Regions from separate parts of the Mus musculus genome. Here regions 2 and 3 are each linked to region 1. Evidence: chromatin loops called from intact Hi-C (ENCODE). Cell type or tissue: heart. All regions are shown on one strand. Region 1 holds the start of Rfx7 (regulatory factor X, 7). Region 2 overlaps Rfx7 (regulatory factor X, 7). Region 3 has its middle 29 kb from the start of Nedd4.

What was found. Hi-C counts contacts between places; a loop is a spot of excess contacts. Peaks named below come from ENCODE experiments on the same cell type or tissue, not always from the same donor. Only the 100,000 strongest peaks of a DNase experiment are listed, where the experiment ranks them.
Region 2: a loop joins it to region 1, with 2.3 times the contacts of the local background. A loop is called at or near these places in 7 of 42 quality-filtered maps.
Region 3: it touches region 1 in a loop (2.7-fold over the local background); 14 of 42 quality-filtered maps call a loop at or near these places.

Annotation. Positions count from the first base shown.
Region 1 is chr9:72,526,564-72,534,563 of GRCm38, reverse strand. Rfx7 (regulatory factor X, 7) reads right to left here and starts at 2,324. Exons shown (of 9, transcript NM_001033536.1): 1 at 1,584-2,324. The coding sequence starts at 1,744. It overlaps 4930509E16Rik (RIKEN cDNA 4930509E16 gene), which reads left to right and starts at 2,706. Exons shown (of 3, transcript NR_045735.1): 1 at 2,706-2,754. In heart, a CTCF peak has its summit at 4,143; DNase peaks (open chromatin) are centred at 1,583, 2,333, 2,883, 4,133 and 1 weaker place; H3K4me3 peaks cover 3,620 bases; H3K27ac peaks cover 2,477 bases.
Region 2 is chr9:72,589,929-72,597,928 of GRCm38, reverse strand. It overlaps Rfx7 (regulatory factor X, 7), which reads right to left. Exons shown (of 9, transcript NM_001033536.1): 3 at 6,096-6,178; 4 at 4,569-4,691. Among named protein-coding and RNA genes, the nearest start is that of Gm23057, 40 kb to the left of the region's middle. In heart, a CTCF peak has its summit at 3,058 (motif pointing right); no DNase peak of the experiment used is centred here.
Region 3 is chr9:72,660,542-72,668,541 of GRCm38, reverse strand. It overlaps a transcript of Nedd4 not described here. Among named protein-coding and RNA genes, the nearest start is that of Nedd4, 29 kb to the left of the region's middle. In heart, CTCF peaks have their summits at 1,965, 3,707, 5,289 and 6,579; DNase peaks (open chromatin) are centred at 5,221, 5,671 and 6,171; H3K4me3 peaks cover 4,749 bases; H3K27ac peaks cover 4,309 bases.

The DNA.
Region 1 (8,000 bases):
TTATGCAGAGATAAACAAAACATCTGGCTTTGTGGAACCCAACACAGTAAGCACAAAATTAATTATATCTTTAAATTACAGATTTTAAAACAGGAAAAAGGTATGCATTGAATGAAAGTATTGCTCGTCTCCCCATCTCCATAAACACAACACACACACACACACACACACACACACACACGAGTGCATAAAATTATCTCACATATCTGACTTACTGAAGTTGCCACATAACTATTGTCAAAGCCTTAAAAAAATCCTTTTAAAATAATCGTTTCATATTAAAATTAAAAATAAAACCAAGACATTCAACTGTCAACTGTACAGTATTAACTAGAAAAGCCTGCACTGACCCACTTCCTATTAGCATCATGACATGGAAGCATGCTAAGAAAACAATGAAAATTACTATATAACAACTTTTAATTTTGTATTTAAAATTGGCCACTGTCTTGAAATGTTCAAATGCTATACATTCAATGCCAGTTGCTTTATGATACATTTGTTTTCAAATTGCAAGTTTTGTTATTTTAGTAGTCATAGTCAATGGTGAACCTGCTAGATTCATGCTCAAAAGAAATCAAGGCTATTTTTTTCACATCATACTTAATTCTATTTTAAAATTGCTATTAAAAGCAATCTTAGACCAAATTCCATATATTCCTTTCCATTTTAAAAATAGTGCTATGCTTTAAAAAAAGGTCAGTTAATAAAGAATCCTACAAAACAAGCCAAGTTCACATTTAAAGAACACTTGCAATGGTTCTGATAGAAGATGGACTTGACTCTGTGTATATATATTAATATTGTTATCAGTCTCTAAGAGTTCAATTAGCATTGAAATATCCCAAATTCCCATACAAGAAAATACAGGACTAGTGTTCCATCTAGACTCTTTTTAATAATTACACAAAATAGCAAGAGCTTTTTTACATTTAAAAAAATTTCACTTTACCTTGTAAATTTCTACGTTAAAATAAAATACTTTGTGCAAAAGAAGCATTTCCTTTACAGTCAATACAAAGAATAAATTCCCTAGAAGGGAAATTAAGTGCGAGAATAAAGGAGGCAAAACCATCCAGAAAAAGCAGCTAATCCAATTGAATGAAAAAGACATGTTAGGTTTTTGTGCTGCATATTAATGCAATGTCTTGTTTGGTCAAAATTCACAATACACTTCTTGCTCCTCCTATGACTACAAAAGGAGTCAACACATTTTTTACATTACAAGTTTCCAATTCATGCCACTATCATGCAATGACTTAATCTTGACCCATATTTCCCTTACTGTATATGGAAAAATGCACAAATAACTTGTTTATCTGCTTACAATTGAGAAGAGGGAAGCATGGTGTGTGTGTGTGTGTGTGTGTGTGTGTGTGTGTGTGTGTGTGTGTGTCTAAGGAGACCAGGGGTGGGTGCAACCTTCCCCCGTCCAGAGGTGGCACAGCCATGCACCCGGCTCTGGAAACCCACCTTCAATGAATGCATTAGCCTCCCCTTCGGATGCCGCCGCCGCCCCCCATCCCCTTTGCAGCAGCAATGTGCCTAGGCTGTTCTACCCCAGCGATGGAGGATCCTCTTACCAGATGGAGTTCTTGATCTTGTGTTGCAGAGCGTTGGCCTCTGTCCCTGGCAGCCCGGGCACAAGGGCTGGCAGAGCCACCCCGGGGTTGGGGGCGCTGAGGGGAAGCTGCTGAGGGGCATCGAGCTGCTGTGGTGGCGGCTGTTGTTGTTCCTCTGCCATCGCTGCTGGAGGGGAGGGAGGGAAGATGGGGGCGCGGGGAAGGGTGAGGGAAGAGACGCGGAGGGGAGGACGACGAGGGGAGGAGGAGGGGGAGGGGAGGAAGAGGAGGAGGAGGGGGAGGAAGAGGAGGAAGGAAGGAAGCTGGATAAGCTAGGCCTATACCCCAGGGCTCGAGTGAGTCGCTTTCTCCGGCCGCCTGAGGGACATCCCCGGGGAGACCGCGCGGCTCCTCGCGGCTCTCGTCACGGTTCCTCTCCCGGTTCTCCTCGCGGTTCTCGTCACGGTTCCTCTCCCGGTTCTCCTTACGGCCCCGCGCGTCACCGCGGCAGAGGCATGGCGGCGCCCCTCAGCCCCCCGTCAGCGGCCGGGGCTGGGGGGCGTCTGAAGAACGAGGTCCGTGGTCGGGCGCCCCCTCGGCCCCAAAATCCAACCCGACGGGTCTCTCGGGGGGCCTGCCTCCCCGGCCGCCCTCCCCCGGGGGCCTGGCGCCTCCGAGCTCCCCCACGCCGCTCGCTCCCTCGCTCGCTCCCGGCCCCGCCGCCGCCGCGGCCACTGCTGCCCTGCCAGCCCGGAGCAGCCCAGCGCGCGCAGCCGCACTGCGGCCCGGCGCAGACGGCACAACACCTACCGCGCGGCCGGGGGGCGTGGACGCGCGTGTGCGGGCGCGGCGCGGGGGCCGCAGGGGGGCGCGGAGCGCGCGGGGCGGAGCGGAGCGGCTACGGGCCGCGGGCCCAGGAAGCCGCGGCGGGGGCCCCGAGGGAGCGGTCGGGTGGCTGCGGCGGCCGAGGGGGTTGGGGGGGCGTGTTGGGGGCGGGGAGCGGGCTCGCGTGACGGCGGCAGGGAGTGGACCTGTGCCACCGTGCGGCGTGGAAGGGAGAATTGATCGCTTCCTAGTGTGTAAGGTGAAACGAATCTACACGCCCTCCCGCCCCCACTACACGCTCGCGAGCGTTTCCCCTCTACTAGTCAGGACTGCTTCCTCTCTCAGCCACCGGACTGAGCTGGAGCAGGTGAGAGCTTTTCGACGAGCTAGCGCAGCGAGCCTACTCGGTCTGGTCGGAAAATGGCAAGTGGCAAGCTGGTGGAAGTGCTCCTCGGTCGGGCATTCAAAGCCCTCCAAATCTGGCCCCACTTTAGCCGTCCAATCACAGCCGCCTCCATCCCCCCTGCAAGAACTCCCAGCTCCAATCAGTGAAGTCTCCATGCCATCCTCAGCGCGCAGCAGATTCATTCTTCCTTGGTGCCTTTGCCCATGCTGTTCCCCACCCCACCCCCTATGCCAGGAGTGCCCTCCCTGCTCTACACTCCCAATTCAGCCCAGGCTCGGAGACACACAGCTCAAGTCGCGGCTTGTCAGGGTCCCTGGCAGCCAAGGCCCCTCCTGTTTCTCAAAAGGAACACATGTAATACAACATGGAGGCGCGAGCTTCAGCCAAGAGCTCTTCCTTCGCAGCCATCTAAACTCACCCCAGCCAGAGACTGCCCACCATTTCGCCCCCTTCCCATTCATAGACAGCTTTGCTGGCTGAGAGTGAGACTCCCTGCCTCCAACAAATCATTCCTCTTAGAAGAGCAGAAGAATTAGCTTTTCTAGGTGGGGCTGGTCAGGAAGGCTAAGCGCCTGGGTGTAGAAGACAGCAGCCAAAGCCTCTGGCACCAGATGGAACAGCTGCACAGCTCGCACTGACCTTTCTCAGTGCCTGTGGCTGTAATGAGCCTCCCAGCCCGTAACTTCTCTGACAGTGTTTCTATCAGACTTGGCCCTGTCAGATTTTCTGGCCACTTTCCTGGATGGACTTTGAGCTAGGAGGCCCTGCCACCTTTCAGACTTCTAGTGGGTGGTGAATCTGATTGGCTTGGATTGCGTGGTCTTTTGAGTGCTCTGTTCCCTGCCTTGGCCTGAAACTCTCTTGCTTTGTCCATGTGGCCTCAGGCCTGGTTCATACAGACTGGAAGCCCATACTCTGAATGTTTGCACCTGGATGGGTGGAGGCAAGGACACCCTTGCAAAATACAGTTTCCTCCTGAGGATCCAGACTGTGTTCCAGAATGCATATTTATAATTCTGTATTCACGGGGAAGATGATATAAAAAGACAATGGGAAAAGTGGCCCAGACCCCTTTTTCTAATTTTTTTTTTTTAAACCCGAAGAGTGATGGCCTCACATTGCCACATTCGGGGAGGGGGGGGAGGGGGAGAATCAACAAAGAAAGGTAACTAGGACCTGCTAAAGACCTTAAGAAAAGGAAGTTGAGAACCGAGATGTCTTTAAAATAACTTCACTACCGGTGTCACACAGGCTGGCTTCCCGAGTGCAACTTTTCAGTTTTTAATAGGTTCCATAAAGAGCCACGCATCCCACAGTCACCGCTAGAGGGCTCAGCAGAGTTACAGCCCCGATTTGCCCTCTAGCGGCGATTCTGAACAGAGTGCGTTTACGGCGACTTAGGGCCTTGGGGACTGGCAGCATGGCAGTTGGAGCAGACATCTGGAAGCATTAGGTTCAACCAGCCATGAGAGGGTTTTCATATAGCGACAGACTGAAGACATCCTCTTGCCAGAATGAGACACCCTTTCAGGAAAAGAAAGATCATTGCTCACACTTAACATCTGAGAGGTAAATTTGGGCTTTGTTACAGTTTTCATAGGAGACTGAATTTAAATAAACTATGCTTTAAAGAAACTTGAAAAAAAAAAAAGTGGTAAAGTTACCTTAAACCTTGGGTAGGGATTCAGGGCAAACCCAGAGAGTAAAGGCCAACTTAGAATCATGGTGGCTCATTTTCTCAGTTTCAGTTCACCCCCATGGGAGTGAATAGAAAACATTTTAGTGAATATGAATTTTTAAGATAGCATTGGTTATGAGCAGATCCCAGTCACGGAAAGTGTAAACTTCCCCTCGAGGGTGTGTATGACAATGGGGAAAAAAACAGTCTGAGGAATGCCAATTGAGCTGGGAAGGAAAACTCTGGTTTTACAGTCAGAGACAGCATGGAGAGTGATTTGTAACCCACTGCAGTGGTCTAACAAGAGAATTGACAAAGTGGCTGTGGATACCTCTGAAGCAGAGTAATGTGTGGTAGCAGTCCTGGGACGTAATTCATGGCTCGTAGGTGTTTAGTAAATAACATTTAAATTCAGTTATTAACTTTTTTCTAGTATTTTCTTTTAAAGTTTTACTTATTTTATTTTATGTGCATTGGGGTGTTTTGCCTGCATGTATGTCTGTGTGAGGGTGTCAGGTGCCCTGGAACTGGAGTTACAGACAGTTGTAAGCTTCCATGTGGGTTCTGGGAATTGAACCCAGGTCCTCTGGAAGAACAGACACTGCTCTCAACCACTAAGTCATCTCTCCAGCCCCCTTTCTATTAATCTTATGTATGAAAACTTCATTTCCCTTATAAAGCTTTCCAGATATTTACACTACATATAATATATGTATATATGCATGTATGTATGAATTATGATACATTATACATTTATCTCTAGGGATTAGTGAGATAAAACTCACATAATTTACAAAGTATGAGGAAAATTAATACCACATAATATTACTGGGTGCAGAAAATATAAATAAGGCATAGACCCAACTCAAAGTAGTTTATATTTTGTGAAGTAGAGCAAGATTAACATTGAAGTATTTGAGACGAATTCCAAAATGTATTCATCTTTGTTTCTTTTCTGTTGCTATGATGAGACACTATGACCAAGGTAACATAAAATAAACATTTAATTGGGCTTATAATTTCAGAGGGTTAGAGTTCATGATGGCAGAGAGAAGGCATGGCAGTAGGAATGGGTGAGAACTCATATCTCAAATTGTAGTACAGGGCAGAGAGGCACACTGTGTGGCACTCCTCTTCCAACAAAGTCACAGGTTCTAATACTTCCCAAACAGTTTCACCAACTAAGGATTAAATCCTCAAACACTATAGCCTATAGGGGGATAGTCTTGTTTAAATCACCACAATGTCTATTAATGGTAGAGATAGATTAGAGAGATCGGTCTGTGAAAGTTAGATCTAGAGAAGGCCTCTTGGCTGGCCTTTGAGTTGGGTATCCTTGAAAAGAATAGGAGACAGAACCTGGGTGTGCTGCCTAGCTTTATGTTGACTTGAATCAACTATAGTCATCTGAGAAGAGGGAATCTCAACTGAGAAAATGCCTCTAGAAGACTGGGCTGTAGGCCAGCCTGTGCTGCATTCTCTTAATTAGTGCTTTATTGGAGCGGGTCCAGCCCATTGTGGGTGGTGACACCCCTGGGCTGATGATCCTCAATTTTATAAGAAAGCTGGCTGAGCCAGGTGGTGGTGGTGATACAAAGCTTGAACCCCAGCACTTGAGAGGCAGAGGCAGGTGGATCTCTGTGAGTTTGAGGCCAGTCTGGTTTACAGAGCAAGTTCCAGGACATCCCAGGCAACACAGAGATACCCTGTCTCAAAAAACAAACAACAAGAACATCAAATCATACTGAGTAAGCCATGAAGAACACGCTAGTAAGCAACGTCCTCTGTGGCCTCTGCCTCAGCTTCTGCTTCCAGGTCCCTACTCTGACTTCCTTCAGTGGTAGACTACAATGTAGAAAGTGTAAGCCAAATAAAACTCTTTCCTTCCAACTTCCTTTTGGTCAGGATGTTTCATTATCATGATCATCATCATCATCATAACGCTAAGCAGCTGGTACCAGGGTCATGGGATATTGCTGTGACAGGCCTGACCATGTTGTTTTGGCGGGGATTTTGTGAAAAGAGTTTGTAACTTTGGGCTAAAAAGTCATTGAGTGTTGAGAGTTCAGTGAGCTGTTCTGTAGGACTTTTTGAGTATCTGAATGTTGAGAGCAGTGCAGATAATGAAGTCCTGGCTTGTGAAGCTTCATAGGGAAGAAAATGCTCTATCAGGTCATTTGTATGAAGAGTCTGTGGTGTCTGATCAGCTGGGAATGAAAAAAATCAGCTCTAACAAGAGAGCAGAGCCGCTAAAGTAGAACCTGTGGAGTTTTTTGAGACAATGATGCTGGGCAACTGGGGCCGAAGTATCTACTGTGATTAAGAAGAGACCATCTTTTAACCACTGAGCCATCTTTCCAGCAGCTGTACATGCACCTAGAGCGCTCACACTTAAATAAATAAATCTTGAAGGAGAAGGAGGAAGAAGAGGAGAAACCAGCATTGCTGAGGTGAAGGCTTCTGGGGAAGGGATTCCTCATGGTCAGCACACAGAAGCTGTCTTTCAGAGGTGGCCAAGGTTGTACCTTGTGCTGGCATCTGAAATTGGTCACCCAGGTTAGGCTGGTTTTAAACACATGAAGGTCTAAAGAACAGCTGAGTCTTGGTACTGTGTGGCAGGGCCGGGGTCCCAGAAAAGAGCCCTGGAAAGGCTATTGGTGAAAGTGCTTCCAATTACTGCAAGAGACCCCAGAACTTTGCAGATGTCAGTACTATGAGATGGCCACCAAGAACAGCAGCAGCAGTGGAGTGGAGCTGGTCAAAGCCTAGAAGACAAGCTGTGTGTGAGGGTAGAGAAGTGATGCTGACCCTGTGGAGATGCTCAGAAGATCATTAGTAAATCCCAGATGTTGGACATTGGGTTATTTACACAGTTGGAGTCCAGTTTTACTTTGCTTTGATTGTGACTGTGCCCTGGTTCTTTCCTCTTGAGATAAGAAAGCATCTAACTTATTCTTTTATTTTATAGGAGCCCATAGTTGAGAGCTTTTGAATTTTAAAAGAAATTGAATTTTAAAAGTGTTTAAATTTGTAACACTTGTAAAACTTTTTCGGTTTCAGATGTTTTACTATTAGCCTGTGGTGGTGGCGCACACCTTTAGCCTCAGCACTCAGGCAGAGACAGGTGGTTCTCTGTGAGTTCGAGGCCAGCCTGGTCCACAGAGTGAGTTGCAGGACAGCCAGAGCTACACAGAGAAACCCTGTCTTGAAAAAAACAAAAGCAAACAAACAAAAAAGAAAGTGCTTTATATTGCGATGTTGATAATGAACAATTGTTGGGATAAACAAGAAAGAAAAGGTTGTGGTTTAACAGTGAAGTGTTTGTAAGTCAAATTCACAAGGGGTCAACTATGCTGGTTAGTTTATATCAACTCGACATGACAAGCTATAGTCATCTGAGAGGAAGGAACCTCAAATGAAAAAAAGGCTTCCATAAGAACTATCTGTAGGCAAGTCTATAAGGCATTTTATTATCTAGTGATTGATGTGGGAAGGGCCAATCCATTGTGGGTAGTAGTACCCCCTTGAG
Region 2 (8,000 bases), 63 kb before region 1:
TGTGGGAAGCAACCTGAGTAGGAAAGTGTGGAAGGGAGACATGGATATGGACAAAATGCAAGAATTCTAAGCAAAAAAACCCCATCAACCCCTAACCAGTTCTTAACATTTCAGCTAGAGCAATAAGACAAATAACAAACAGGAGACAAACAGGAAAGAATTATCCCTACGTGAAGATGTCATGATTCTGTATCTAAAATGTAGACCCTAAACATTCTGCCACAAAAACATAGAATCCAATAAATACTTTCAGCCAGGTATTAGCATATAAAACCAGCAAAAAAATTAGTTGCTTTATCTATATACTGGTAATGAACATGATACATAAAAACTAGGAAAGACATCCCATTTACAATAATTTAACATCCTCCCATATTCAACAGGATACTTAGGAAGAAGTCTAACCAAGGACATGAAAGACCACCACATGAAAACTAAGACACTGAATAAAGAATGTAAGTTTAACAAGATGGAAACAACTCTCATGCTCATTGTTTGCAGAATATTGTGAAAAGCTATTATTACTAAACATGATACACAGATCCAATGTAATCCCCATCAAAATCCCTGTGACATGCTTCACAGAACTCAACTAAGCTGAAAATTAACTGTACGAGGTTGGAAAAGTCACTAATGTTCCTTAACAATATGACGTTTCAATCTATTTTAAAAATGATTTATTTGTATTTTATGTGTATGAGCGTTTTCCCTGAATGTATGTACATGTAGTTTTGTGTGTACACAGGCCACAGAGGTCAGAATAAGTTGTAAGTTCCTTTACTTTAGATGGTTGTGAGCCACCATGTTGGTGCTGGGAACTGAACCTGCATCCTCTGCAAGAGCAACAAGTGTTTCCAACTACTGAGCTATCTCTCCAGGCCCTCAATCTCTCTCTCTCTTTTTTTATTAGATATTTTCTTTATTTACATTTTAAATGCTATCTTGAAAGTTCCGTATACCTTCCCCCTGCCCTGATCTCCTACCCACTCACTCCCACTTCTTGGCCCTGGCATTCCCCTGTACTGGGGCACATAAAGTTTGCAATACCAAGGGGCCTCTCTTCCCAATGATGTCCGACTACACCATCTTCTACTACATATGCAGCTAGGTGCTGATTAGTTCATATTGTTGTTCCACCTATAGGATTGCAGACCCCTTCAGCTCTTTGGGTGCTTTCTCTAGCTTCTCCACTGGGAGCCCTGTGTTCCATCCTATAGATGACTGTGAGCATCCACTTCTGTATTTGCCAGGCACTGGCATAGCTTCACAAGAGACAGCTATATCAGGGTCCCTTCAGCAAAATCTTCCTGGCATATGCAATAGTGTCTGGGTTTGGTGGCTGATTATGGGATGGATCCCCGGGTGGGGTAGTCTCTGGATAGTCCATTCTTTCGTCTTAGCTACAAACTTGGTTTCTGTAACTCCTTCCATGGGTATTTTGTTCCCTATTCTAAGGAGGAATGAAGTATTTACACGTTGGTCTTCCTTCTTCTTGATTTTCTTGTGTTTTGCAAATTGTATCTTGGGTATTCTAAGTTTTTGGGCTAATATCCACTTATCAGTCAGTGCATATTTAATGACTTCTTTTGTAATTGGGTTACCTCACTAAGGATGATATCCTCCAGATACAGCCACCTCAATCTCTTTTACTTAAGAAAAACTTTTATTATTTCTTGATTTCAAAGAAAAATTCAATATAATTTAATAGTAAAATATAACCAAGCTTTACCCAAGACAGAACATTATTAGGAAAATATGAGCTGTTTTCATGCATTATGGTCACATTTTTACAAACTGAGGTGATGTCTCTGCAGGTGATATGAATTGTTGAATAGGCAAGGCCAATACTTCAGGAATATATGCATGTCATGGATTTGTTCATAGTCTATCATGAAAACATCATTTGTTGGGGCTGGAGAGATGGCTCAGATACTAAGTTCAATTGTTAAAACCCACATGGCAGCTCACAACTGTCTATAATGAGATCTGATGCCCTTTTCTGAAATGCATGCAGACAATGCACCCATATTCATAAAATACATAAATAAACAAACTTTAAAAAAACCACATCACTTGTTAAAAATTTCTTTTAACTCAGGGCTATACAGAGAAACCCTGCCTCAAAAAAACAAAACAAAAAACAAAAAAAAAATTTTTTTTTTTTTTTTTAGGAAACTAGCAAGACATCTCTGGACAATTTTTCAAGATTTTCTACTTCAGACAAGTTTATAATTTTAGACTAAAATAAACCTTATGCAGTTTCACTCTATTTCATTTTATAGATGTGCCAAATGATAAAAGAACAGTTAAACACTTTTCCTGGTCATAGAAGTTTGCTGACAATGTCAATTTCCTGGATCTTGAACTCAGACTTTCTTCAACATATTGTACAAATGTTCTTTTATTGAATTCAGACGAGCTTTTTACATGTTTCAGAAAGATCTCCTTTTGGCCTTTTGGCTAAGATCAAGTATATAAGTTTAAGAAGGTCTTTTGTATTTAATTACCCTGTTTGTACTAACCCTATGCTAATCATAAATATACACCTTTTTCCTCCATCCCTCCTGCTTCCCATGTAGCCCAAATATAAAGCTAACTTTACCCTTGGACTCTTCCTGGATCAGTGTGGCATCACAGACACAGACTACCATTCCACCCACCCACCACATATACAGAGTCTTGGGGAGGACAGAACTGGTGTCAGTCTCATCAGATACTCAGGGTCCAGCACACAGTGGATACTCATCAAAGAGTTTCCGATTGTAACAATGAACAACTTTCAGTTTCAACTTTTCTCAAAATATTAAAGTTCTTCATTTAGCTCATCTTAAGTATGTATTCCTTTTTATAGCCCCACTATGCTTTCTTTAACGAGCAGTTAAAACTTATGAGTAAGCTAGAGAGTTTTCTTGCCAGATATCAACAATGTTCTTGTTAAAGTTTTCTAACAAATTATATAATTACAACATACTATTTTTTTTTTAAATTAAAAAAAAAAAAGATTTATTTATTTATTATATGTAAGTACACTGTAGCTGCCTTCAGACGCACCAGAAGAGGGCGCCAGATCTCCTTAGGATGGTTGTGACCCACCATGTGGTTGCTGGGAATTGAACTCAGGACCTTCTGAAGAGCAGTCAGTGCTCTTAACCGCTGAGCCATCTCTCCAGCCCCTTAAAATTTTTTATTAGATATTTTCTTCATTTACATTTCAAATGCTATCCCAAAAGTCCCCTATACCCTCCCCCCGCCCTGCTCCCCTACCCACCCACTCTCATACTAATTTTTTCTTAGTTTGATGTTTTAATAACCATACAATTTTGGCTTTATTTATTCTACCAGAATGAATTCTTCCTCCCTCCCTCCCTCCCTCCCTCCCTTCCTTTATTATATGTAAGTACACTGTAGCTGTCTTCAGACACACCAGAAGAGGGAGTCAGATCTCATTAGGGATGGTTGTGAGCCACCATGTGGTTGCTGGGATTTGAACTCAGGACCTTCGGAAGAGCAGTCGGGTGCTCTTACCTGCTGAGCCATCTCTCCAGCCCCGAATTCTTCCTTTCAAATAAACTATAAACACACTAAGCAATACTGAATATCACAATAACTGATCATGCTCTGTCTTTAAAGCCCTATAACATATATACTTTTTATTTCCCATTTAAACAAACTATTTGCATAATCAAAGTTATTTGTGTGGAGTTCTTGTATGTCACTAATCTCTTTTATCCTTGAATAAACACTTTACAATATTCTCTGGTTGGGATAGAATTAAATGGTTTTATATTTATGAAAAGTGGCTTAAAAATTCAAGTACACCAATGGAGGAGTTAGAGGACTGAAGAGCTGAAGAGGTTTGCAATCCCATAGGAAGAAAAACAACATTAACCAACCAGACCCTCCAGAGCTCCCAGGGACTAAACCACCAACCAAAGAGTACACATGGAGGGACCCATGGCTCCAGCCACATATGTAGCAAAGGATGGCCTTGTCGGGCATCAATGGGAGGAGAGGTCCTTGGTCCTGTGAAGGCTTGACGCCCCAGTGTAGGGAAATGCCAGGGTGGGGAGGCAGGAGTGGGTAGGTGGGGGAACATCCTCATAGAAGCAGGGAGAGGGGAAATGGGATAAGGAGTTTTAGGATGGGGGGGAACTGGGAAAGGTGATAACATTTGAAGTATAAATAAAGAAAATATCCAATTAAAAAAAAAAGAGAAAAATATTAAAGTACAAAAACCCATGTTTTAGTCTTTTCTTATGCACTGATTATTTTTTATTGCCACCCACTGTCCCTCTAGTCCCTCCCATGTTTCTTGTCATTTTAAAATTCTGTAAGAAACTTTAAATTCAGTATCCCTATACATCCTTTGTCCTCAGAAGCCTGGACAAAGCCCTCATTTAATACTCTGTTCTATATTACATTCTAGCACAGAAGCTTAGAGCTGGTAGTAATCTTGGAAGTTTCTAAACACATCACCCAAGTAACAGCCAGATCATAAGCAGAGACAAAATAAATCACTGTTCTAACACAGTACTTATCTGCTTTAGTCTATCACATGGTACACTTACTTGTATTCATCATAGACTTCCTGTTTGGGGAGTGACGTCTCAGGATGCTCCTCTAAGGTATTTCGAATCCAGGAAAAGGCATGCATTTGCTGTGCCCGACTAGATGACATGGCATTCTGATCACTAGTGATAAAAACAGACAAATTTTAGCTGAACCAGACAGCAATTCTATTAATACCTTTTTAAGCAAGGCCTAAGTGTTATGTTAAAAACATATTAGCGGATCAAACTGAACTTAGGACATACAGTAGATACGCAGTAATCTATATAGAAATTGTGTATTTGTGACTGTGAGCCAGTTTTTACTATCTGTTTCAGACTGAAAATACTGGCCTGTTTGGCTAAACTGCTGGCTTGGATTCTAAAGCATGTTAGGTAGTGAAGATATTACAAAATAAGGTTTTTGTTTAGATCAAAATGACTTTTGTATGAATATTTCCTAACTTACTTGCCTATTTATATATTTTTTTAATTTCTAAATTGTTAAATGTTTAGAACAAACATTGTGGTAAATTCTTTATATTCGATTTACTCTGCACACTCAAAGAATATCCCTGTAGAAGTACCTACCCTGAAATCATACTAAAACCCTCCATCCCTAGAATGGACAGGAGAGATCTTAAGAAAATCATCCTCCCACCGTAACCCTTCTCACATCTAGGATCTTTGCATAGACTACCATGTCCATTAATCAGCATTAATTTTATTATCTGGCAGTACTTTTATAAGCCGATCTCATGAAATGGGCATTATAGACCGTATACAGTAAGCTAGTCTACTGACTATGACCCTAATCTCAACCTCCGAGTAGAAGTACCTGATTCCAAAATACTGAGCACATGTTTAGAACAGGATATAATTAAAATATGGTTGATACGAGGTAAGAACAGGTAAAAGCAACATAATATGTGTTTCATTATTTCTCATGTACAATTTGAAATGAATATAATATTGAAGATAACATATGAGTGAAATGAATCCTCAGAAATATGCAAAGGTAATGAAAATCTAAAGAATAGAAACTGAAGAACTGTTTTCTCCACATTCTCTCCACTTAAGCACTTTTAATGAAGCTAAATCAATACCCAAAGTACTGAAAGTGAGGCACACCTACAGTAATGTGGCCAACACTGCACTTCCTCTTTTCTCTGACCTCCTGTGATGTGCTTATTCATCACTGCATAAAAACAGCCCCACACTTGGTTCTTCAGAACACTTACCTGGCTATCCTTTGGTTTTCTTTTCTTTTCTTTTTTTTTCCACATTTTTATATGGCATAAATACTCCCACTGTTCTGTGTAACCAAATCCAACTTACATTTCATTGTATTTAGCCAGTTACACAAATGAATTATTCAAAATTGATGGTGAATATTAACTAAGTATTATGAAAGACACATGATCTGTTGTTTTTCCAATCTGTGTTCAGACAAGCTTAGGAATACTAAAATAACAATCAATCCTAATGTACACAGCTTGGTACAGTCCTACAAACAAGGCAGCATTACAAAGACAAGGATAGGTCTACCTTTTCTCTGCACTGCTAAGACCAGAAGGCAGTTGAAGGTAGAGGTAGAGTTTCTCTAGGTCTGTAAACTTCTCAACTTCTTGCTGGTTACAAAGGGTTAAAAAGAAAGATCATTAAAAATATTTCCTCCCAACTAAATTTATTATTTCCCCTAAATACTACTAATCTTTTTCTAATTTTCAAATACCTAGAATGTGACTAATGCTAATGCAGGCTAAAAGATCTGAAATAAAACCAACAAACCCCTTTGAACTATGCAGGTGAAATTATAGTTTGAATTTCAAAAGGGCTTCTATTTAGATAAACCTAGTTATAAAATTCTCTACTATTATTGCTGAATAAACGTCATTCCTGCCTTCTTTTATATGGGTTTCATCCATTTCATAACCTCTTTTTACAATAAAGACATTCATGGGGCTGGCGAGATGGCTCAGTGGTTAAGAGCGCCGACTGCTCTTCTGAAGGTCCCAAGTTCAAATCCTAGTCAAACACATGGTGGCTCACAACCATCCGTAATGCAATCTGATGTCCTCTTCTGGAGGGTCTGAAGACAGCTACAGTGTACTTACATATAATAAATAAATAAATCTTAAAAAAAAAAAGACATTTATGGTAACTTATTTCAAGCAAAACTTCTTAGTAATGTCAAGTGAACTGGTTACTGGTTATTTATAACAGAATTGTTTTAGGTAGTAGTGATGGTGTAGGACATCTTTTTAAGACAGAGTCACTCTATTATTGCAGCTGTGGCTGTCCTGAAACTCTCTATGTAAATGAGGCTGGTCTCCAATTCAGAGAGATTCACCTACCCCAGCTTCCTGAGAGCTGGGATTACAGGCATGCACTACCATGTCTGGCCCAGAATTTCTTCTTCTTCTTTTTTTTTTTCTTCTTTTTCTGAGACAGGGTTTCTCTGTGTAGCCCTGGCTATCCTGGAACTCACTCTGTAGACCAGGCTGGCCTCGAACTCAGAAATCCGCCTGCCTCTGCCTCCTGAGTGCTGGGATTAAAGGTGTGCGCCACTACTGCCTGGCCAGAATTAATTCTTTATAAAGCACAGTTTATATGTAGATTTAATTTTAATAGCAGAATTAATCTCACAATTTTGAACTGTCTATTCATTTTGTTATATACAATTGTATACATGTATGTAGAGGTCAGAAGAGGATGCTGGTTCTCCTTCATCGCCTTCTGCTTCATTTTCTTGAGAAATGGTCTCTCACTTAACCTGGAGTTGGCAGTTAAATGGCTATGTGGATGATCAGCAAGCCTCAGAGATAATCCCACCTCTTCATAGCTTCCTCAGCAACACAGGGGTAAGAGGTGCTGGTCCATGCCCTGGCTGCTTATGTGTGTGTGTGCTGGAGTCCCAAATGCAGTTATTTCTGTGCACCAAGCACTCTTACCAATTGAGCAATCTTTTTAGATTATAGAAGTCTGTCCTTATTTTCAAAATTTACCCGAAAATTTAATCTTAGATTTAATTCAGAAGGTGACTTAATCTATCAATTGTTTGCATATAGGTCCTATGTACATTTCAAAAATCTCATCATCTAAGAGTATTTTCCAAAGGATTGTTCTAATGCTTAATGAGCTATATCTCTTAAAGAAAAACAACAAAACAAAAACAAAGTAGTCTTATTTATGATTTCTGCCTTTTCTTAGTTTCCACAACATGTGGTTTTGGAGTCTGCTTAACTGAACTCTTCACAGTGCATTCCACATTAATCCTCCAGTTAGAGCACAAACATTGTGTCCCACAGTCTTCAGTACCTTTACTTTCACTCTCACAATAGTTTATGTTCTTTAGCTTTTTCTTTCACTACCACCAACAAAAAAAGTTCATTTACTCAGCATATATGTTTTGGGTTTTGCCATGTTTCACAAATTTTACAAGAGAATGGT
Region 3 (8,000 bases), 130 kb before region 1:
TATATAATGAGTTCCAAGGTAGCCGGTGCTACACAGTAGGATCCTGTCTCAATATACATATTTTTCCACATACATATGTTTAAAATTGTACAAGATACAGAAACAAAATAAACAAACTTCAACTGATAATATTAAAAACACTGTTGAAGGACATTAGAGAACTAATAAATGAAGACATTCTCTGTGCTTGTTGATGAAAAATTTTAATAAGTTGCCTATTTTCTCCAAAGTAATATATAAATCCAATATAATTCCAACCTCCAACTCCTTATATTTTTGTGGTCTTATTAAATGACTAGAGTCCATATTGAAATGTAAAAAGACAACATTAACAATGGCACCCAATTACTATCTTACACAACAAGCATAAGAAACAAAATTCGGGCTGGAGAGATGGCTCAGCGGGTAAGAGCACCCGACTGCCCTTCCAAAGGTCCGGAGTTCAAATCCCAGCAACCACATGGTGGCTCACAACCATCCGTAACGAGATCTGACTCCCTCTTCTGGAGTGTCTGAAGACAGCTACAGTGTACTTACATATAATAAATAAATCTTAAAAAAAAAGAAAGAAAGAAACAAAATTCACTGGGTGACAGTAGTTCAGAGAGAAACTCTGTCTTGAAAAAATAAAATTAAAAAAAGTTCACAAGAAGCCGGGCGGTGGTGGCGCACGCCTTTAATCCCAGCACTTAGGATACAGAGGTAGGCAGATTTTTGAGTTTGAGGCCAGCCTGGTCTACAAAGTGAGTTCCAGGATAGCCAGGGCTACACAGAGGAAAAACCTGTCTTAAATAAATAAATAATAAATGTTCACAAGAGTGTGTCAGCAAAATGGCTCCATGTCCCTTCCCCCCACACCTCCCCACCCGCACTTGCTGACAAGTCTGGTGACTCAAGTTCAATTCCTGAGACCCACATGATAGACAGAGGATTCCTAAAAGCTGCTTCTAACTTCCATTCATGCACCATGGCACACGAATACATACACATGCGTGCGCACAAACAAGTAAATAAATGTAATTTGTTAAATCTCAGAAAGATTTTCAGAAGAATTCCTTAATATTTCTATGAATTTAAGTAGGAAAGATTCAGGGCTAGGGACATAGCTAAGTTAGTAGAGTATATGCCCACATACAGGATGCTCTGCATTCATACATGTAGCCAGGAGCATCTTGAACCTTAACCCCACCCCTCCATTTCCAGATACGGGATTCCGGTATGCACCACCACACCCATAAACCCAGTGCTCTTGCTAGACAAGCACTTCACCAACTAAGCTACAAATCCAGCCTCAGACATTGGCACTCTTTTTTGTCATGGTTTCCCTTCATTATTTTTAATTAGATGCTTGTGTCTCTGTGTGTGTGTGTGTGTGTGCGTGTGCATCTGTGTGTGGGGCTCTGTGGAGGCCAGCAGAGTGAGGGGATCCTCCAAGTTCAAGTAACAGGCTTGTGTGTGTGCTGCCTAGTGAGTGCTAGAAACTGAACTCAGGTCTTCTACACAAACAGTAAGCGCTCCTAACTACTGAGGCTTCTCTGCAGTCATCAAAACTGTAGAAAAAATTGTAGAAAAATTCAACCTGCATACATGTATGCTTATCAGCAGAAAAAGCCAAAGCGATACCCCTCTTTTTTATCCCCCCCCATCTTCAGTGAGTGCATCTTAATAGGAAACCTACTTCTCACAACTCTAACTGGGAAAAGTCTCCAGCCTCCCAGCCTCTAAAGAGTGGGCAGTGCCTGGCTGATAAGATGGCTCAGTGGGTAAGAGCACCCGACTGCTCTTCCGGAGGTCCAGAGTTCAAATCCCAGCAACCACATGGTGGCTCACAACCACCCGTAATGAGATCTGATGCCCTCTTCTGGTGCGTCTGAAGACAGCTACAGTGTACTTACATATAATAAATAAATAAATAAATCTTTAAAAAAAAAAAAAAAAAAAAAAAAAGAGTCGGCAGTGCCCTGGGAGGACAACAGGTAATAACCCCCAGGCCCACATCCTTCCTCTCATCCTTTCTTTCATCTTTCTCTGGGGACAATGCCTAGCACCTCTAATCTCACAGCAAGCAGGCAGGCAGCTCTCTGAGTTCCCGGCCAGCCTGATCTACAGAGTTCTCCAGGTTATACAGCGAGACCCTGTTTCAAAAAAAGCAAAAGGAATGAGTTATTTTCTGTAGTTAATCCTAAGTGGCCACCAGAGCAAACCATGTAAATTATATTACACTTCTTCATTTAGCTAATGTCCTAATAGTAAAATTTCTGCAAACAGAATCTCTTTCCATAGGCTATACATAAAAGAACTAAAACTCAAGCCGGGCGTGGTGGCACACGCCTTTAATCCCAGGACTCGGGAGACAGAGGCAGGCGGATTTCTGAGTTCGAGGCCAGCCTGGTCTACAGAGTGAGTTCAAAGACAGCCAGGGCTACACAGAGAAACCCTGTCTCAAAAAAACCAAAAAAAAAAAAAACCCAAAAAACTAAAACTCATCCAAAAGGGGGCAGGTATTAGATCCAATTTCAGCATGCTTTAATACCCTCCGTCACATCACCCAGTGAGTCCTAATCGCTCTGTAAGATTAAGCCACAATTCTCTACATTCTGTGCCATTTCTATTCATCTTTCTCCTTGTTTCAGATTTGTTTGAATCCATTTCCTTCTTTTGGAGACAGGCGCTCACAGCACAGCTCTGGTTGGTCTTAGTCAGGCGCTCATGCCTCTGGCCCTCCGTTTCCACTTGCCATGACAGATGTGTGCTCTGACGTACTGCTACATGACCTTTGACCTTTTTTTTTCCCCCCTCTGAGAGGTCTCATTATGTAACCCTAGCTGTTCAGGACCTTGCTATGTAGATGATACTGACCTCGAACTCACAGAATTCCTCTTGCCTGTCTCCCAGGTGCTGGTATTAAAAGCATGGGCTAACACATCCGTTGTACGCAATGCAGGATATTCAACCATGGCTTCAGACACACTAGGCAAGCACTCAACCAACTAAACCACACCCCAGTCCAAACACTTTTAATCAACAGCAGCAGGCTGCCTACTCTGACTAGTCTGAGCTCAAGAGATGACACAGCCGCCATGTTTCCATCTTTAAATAAAGAACAAAATGTGTATGGGGGTGGGGGGTGTTGTGGTATGTATGTATGTGTGTGTGATGTGTACGTGTGTAGTAGTGTTCGTGGTGTGGGGGGGGGGGCATGTGGTATTTGGGTGTGTGTGGGGTGGGCTGTGTTCCAAGCTGCCATTTGGTTCTGTGATAAACCAGAAAATAAATAAATAAATAAATGCCCAATGAGAGGAATGAGCTTCCAGCTGCAACCAGCAAACGAGCCATTTCTAGCTTGTTCACCAGACAGTGAGCTCCTTGGAGGCTGGTCTTTTATCCTCTGTATCCCTGGTGCTTGGCACACGGCACACAGAACATTAATGAACGTCTGCTGAGTGAATATTAATAACCCAATTAGCCCCGCAGTGGAAGACGCTCACAACCCTATCTGTCTTCCTGCCTCTCTCCCTTAGTGAGCACAAAGTAGACACAGAAAGAGGGGAGAAAAATTTGAGTCCCAGAACCCACATCTAAACCTTTATCATGGGAATGTAACAGGCCCCGGATCATAAGCTCTTCAGAAGTATAGATCCTTCACTAAGTTCAGTTAGTCCTTACTACAGAGGGAGCTCCGAGCCCCAGCTGCTGCTGCGCACCCACTAGCGGCCACACAGATCTTTCTTTATTTCAGCTGGGCAGATGAAAAGGACAATCTGGAAAACAGATACTGGGCCAAGAGGGAGAAAAGAGACAGAGAAAGATAACTTTAACATTATTTAGTCTGTGACCAGCTAGCTCTGCTGGAAGAGGTAGCTGGACGAGCCAGCCAGAAGCCCAAGGCCAGAGTAGGATACCAACTTGAGATCTTCCAAATTGAGTGGGTATGCAGCAGGCAGGGTAGAGGAAAGGCATCCTAGCCACAGGGCAACAGTAACTCCTGACTCCTATGAAATAGTGGGCACTGCGCAGACCGTCACCCCTGGCTAGAGGAGGGGGAGGGCTGCTTCTGAGTACCTAGAACCTTCTGTATCTGCCTGTTACCATATTCTAAATGTTACCTGAGAACTGGGCTTTTTTCTAAAGGTTGGTTGGTTTGTTTGTTTATTTAGTGTGTGTCTTGCTGCATGTGCTTATGTGCACCATGTCTATAGCTGACTTCCACAGAGGTCAGAAGAGGGCATCATTTCTGAGGACTGTAAACCACCATGTGAGTGCTGGGAACCAAACCTAAGTTCTCTGAAAGACCAAATGCTCTTAACTAAGTCCTCTCTACAGCCCATCTTGTAGCATTCCAAAGTATATAAGCATTCAGCCCACCGTGCATTTAACAGCCCAGCAGAGCTTACAGCTACTGTGACTCAGTACTCTCACTGGCCTTTGCTTTGGCCTCTCTTCCCCAACTGCTCTCCCCAGCTCCAGTAATGTACTCGTGTGTGTGTGTGTGTGTGTGTGTGTGTGTGTGTGAGTGAGAGAGAGAGAGAGAGAGAGAGTGAATGTATGCCATGTGTGCTGGTGCCACAGAGATCCAGAGCTGGAATTACTGTTATGAGGGGCCCCACCATGGGGCTGTACACTGGTCCTTTACAAGAGCTCGGCCACCGAGCCACCTCTTCAGACCCTTTACTAACAACTTTTATAATAGCAACTTTCTAGATTCCCCATGAGATCTCAAGTAACCTCTCTCTAGGCCGGGCTTAGTTCATTTAATATGTCCTCCAGTCCACCAATGTTTAAAAAAAAAAAAAAAAAAAAAAAAAACAGGATTGCCTAAAAAATTAAATTCCAACCACAATACATACACGCACACACAGGCACACACGCACGGGTGTGAACACACAAACGTTTTCAAAATATGTTGCAATAATTATCTTAATGAAGCGCCCACTATAGATAAACAAAAAGCTCTTAGGGAAACGGGGAAAAATTGGAGGGCGCCATTACAATAGTGTTTGGAGGTACCTGAGAAAGGAATAAAAAATTGGGGGGGTTAGGAATTTCTAGCTAATTGAGCCCAATCTTGATAAAATGCACATGTGACCACTAGATTAAGTAACAGAAACCCGGAGATTGGATTCACACAGGCACACACAGGCACACACACAGGCAGGCGCGCACGCGCAGGCGCGCACACACACAATCTGAAAGGGTCACTGTTAAACACTTCGAAGTCTCTAATGCCCCACCCATTTGAGACGACCGCCAGCTCCATCGAAGCCCTCCCTCAAGAGGGCCTCACTTTCAGCGAGCGCGAGGCAAAGTCGCGATTAAGTTGTTCCTCTGTAACAGACGGTTTTGCGTGCCACGAATCCTTGGGCTGCAGTTTTTGAAGCCAACAGCTGCTGGGTGTTCTTTTAAAGTATTTCTCTATTTCTTTTGCCTTCACTTAAAAAAAAATACTAACAAAGGCCTGGAAACAAAGTGTGAACTTTCCACATCCGACGCTGGCCGCGGACTCGAAGGAATCCCACCCTCCCCCCACCCCCCTTCGTTCCCAACCCTGGCCCTCGGGAAGCCATAGTGGCAAAGTCGCTAAGTTCTGTCGGCTCCCGCTGCGGCAGGAGCGGGATGCTGAGTCTCGGGAGGCCGCCCCACCCAAGCCATGGCCCTCCCGGAGAGGGTGAGCGAGCGCGCCCAGGCCGCAGCCAAAGGCCCCCGGAGGCCCCCCGGGGGAGGCCCAAGGCCCCGAGCAGCGAGGCGAGCAAGCGGGGAATCTGCTCCCGCAGAGGCCTCGTGCGCGCCTCTCTCCATCTCCCCCTCACCGCCTGCCCCGCTCCGGAGCGCGGGGCCAAATTCGGGCCCCGATCGCCCGCCACCCCCGCTACCCACCCCGGCCACCCCTCGCCACGATGAACCCCCGCGCGGCACGCAGCCTTCCCGCACCTCGTCCTCCGAGAGTACTGGGGCCTCCGACTCGTCGGCTGCCATGTCCGAGCTCATGCTGGACGAAGCGCCCCTACTAGGCTGCAGCGGCGAGAGAGAGCGAGAGACCGAGAGAGAAGGAGAGAGGAAGAGGAGGAGGAGGCGTCGCTGCGGCGGAGGAGGCCCACTCCGGGAGCGCGCTGGGGTGCAGGGGCGCGCGGCGAGAAGGGGCGGGACCCGCTCTGCGGCTGCGCGCGAGGCTTGGGGGGCTGGGTTGGAGCAAGCGTGGCGGGACTCCAGAAACAAGGAGCTCGTCCGGAGCGCGCGTCGCGGGGCCCGCGGCGGGGGCGGCAGCGCGCGCGCGGGGGTGGGGGGAAGGGCGGGCGAGGTTGGCGGCGGAGGCCCCGCAGCCCCCGGAGGAGGCGGGGGTGGGGTGGAGTGGGGGAAGGGCCGAGAAACGTGGCTCTTCCGCAAAGCCACTACCTTGCGGTTTTGCTCGAACAACAGGTCTCCCTGGGAGCCCGCCACGCGAGCCTGTCGCCTACAGATTAGGCGTTTTAGCTAGCCCCCAACCTAAAGCCACATTTGAAAAGCGTGCTCCTGGCCGATCGGAAGCCGCCCGCCATAGGACCCGGGAAGGAATGCGCAGGCCTAAATCTGGGGGGGTGTCGGCTTCAAGGCCAGCCACTAGGCTGGCGGAGTCGGCCATCCAAACCTGCATAGCTGAGCCTCCGCCGACAGCGCGGCAGCGAGGCCCTGAAGAAAAGGTGGGGGTGGGAAGAAGACAGCCGCTGCTCCGAGGTTTTGAGACATGGCTGGTCGGGGCTCACAGGCTAGCCTCCAGCTCTGCATCGTTCTGACTCACGGCCCTGAGCCTACATTACAGGCCAAAAGCATAGCATGTTTTTCTATAGTGGGAAAATACTGCAGAAATTAGACTCTCAAAATCCGATTGCAGGGGCCGCGAGATAGCTAAGGAGATTAAGGCCTTCTCGGGCAACAACCGGGAGGCCTATACCCCAAAACCCCATGGAGGAAAGAGAACTGACTGCAGCAAATTGTTCTCTTGACCAACACACCTACCTAATACATAAATAAATAAATAAAATTTTTTACAGATCTTATTTTAGTTTTCCCCAAGAGAATTAAACTAATTCTGAACTCTAAACTAGTCACCGTTTGAAAAATGTTGATAGGTGTGAGCAATTGGTTGTTTACGAAATATTTAATTGCCTTTGGCAGAATCCATTTCATTCATATTAGCTGTCAGACTTCTGTTAATATGTAATCCACATTTTATCATTTGTGTTAGGACAGATGTAACAACTAATTATGGATAGAGTATTCCTGAATAATCAGGAATGTTAGCTGACTTAAATCCAAACATTATCATGACTAGCAGTGTAAATTAGTAGTAGAGTGATCTCTAGCACATACAGGCCTGGATTGGAGGCCCAGTCTCACAAATAAGTAAACAGGTGGTTGTAGAATTAACTCTTTTGCTTTATAAACTCACACATCTGTGTTCTTAGATCTTAAGAATAAAATAAGCCAATCATAGTGGCCCACATTTTAGTAACAGCACTAAAAAGGCAGAGAGGCAGGAGGATCTCTGAGTTAAAGGCCAGCTTGATCCACGTGGTGAGTTCCAGGACAGCAAGAGCTACATAGTGAGACTTGTCTCAAAAAAGCAGGAGGAAGAAGAAAAAGGAAATCTGAATATATTCAATGTGTCTTTTACTTTTGAAAATCATAATTTCTCCTAATAATTCATTGCATTTTTTTAACAAAACAGAGTCTCTCACTATGTAGCATTAATTTTCCTAGAATTCACTATGTAGAACTAAGAATAGCCTCAAACTCATAGAGATCTGCCTGCCACTGCTCCCTGAGAGTCAGGATTAAAACTGCACTACCACACCTGGCACTGTGTATATTTTTTACATTTAATCTTAAGTAGGCCATTCATGTTATTTCAAACAAGATCAGAAGTCAATTCCATTACTGGTATTAATATTTAATGGTGGAAGAAATTGAAATTGGCAGTCGGATCATTGAGAAATCCCCCATGAGATTATGAGCCGAAACATTTG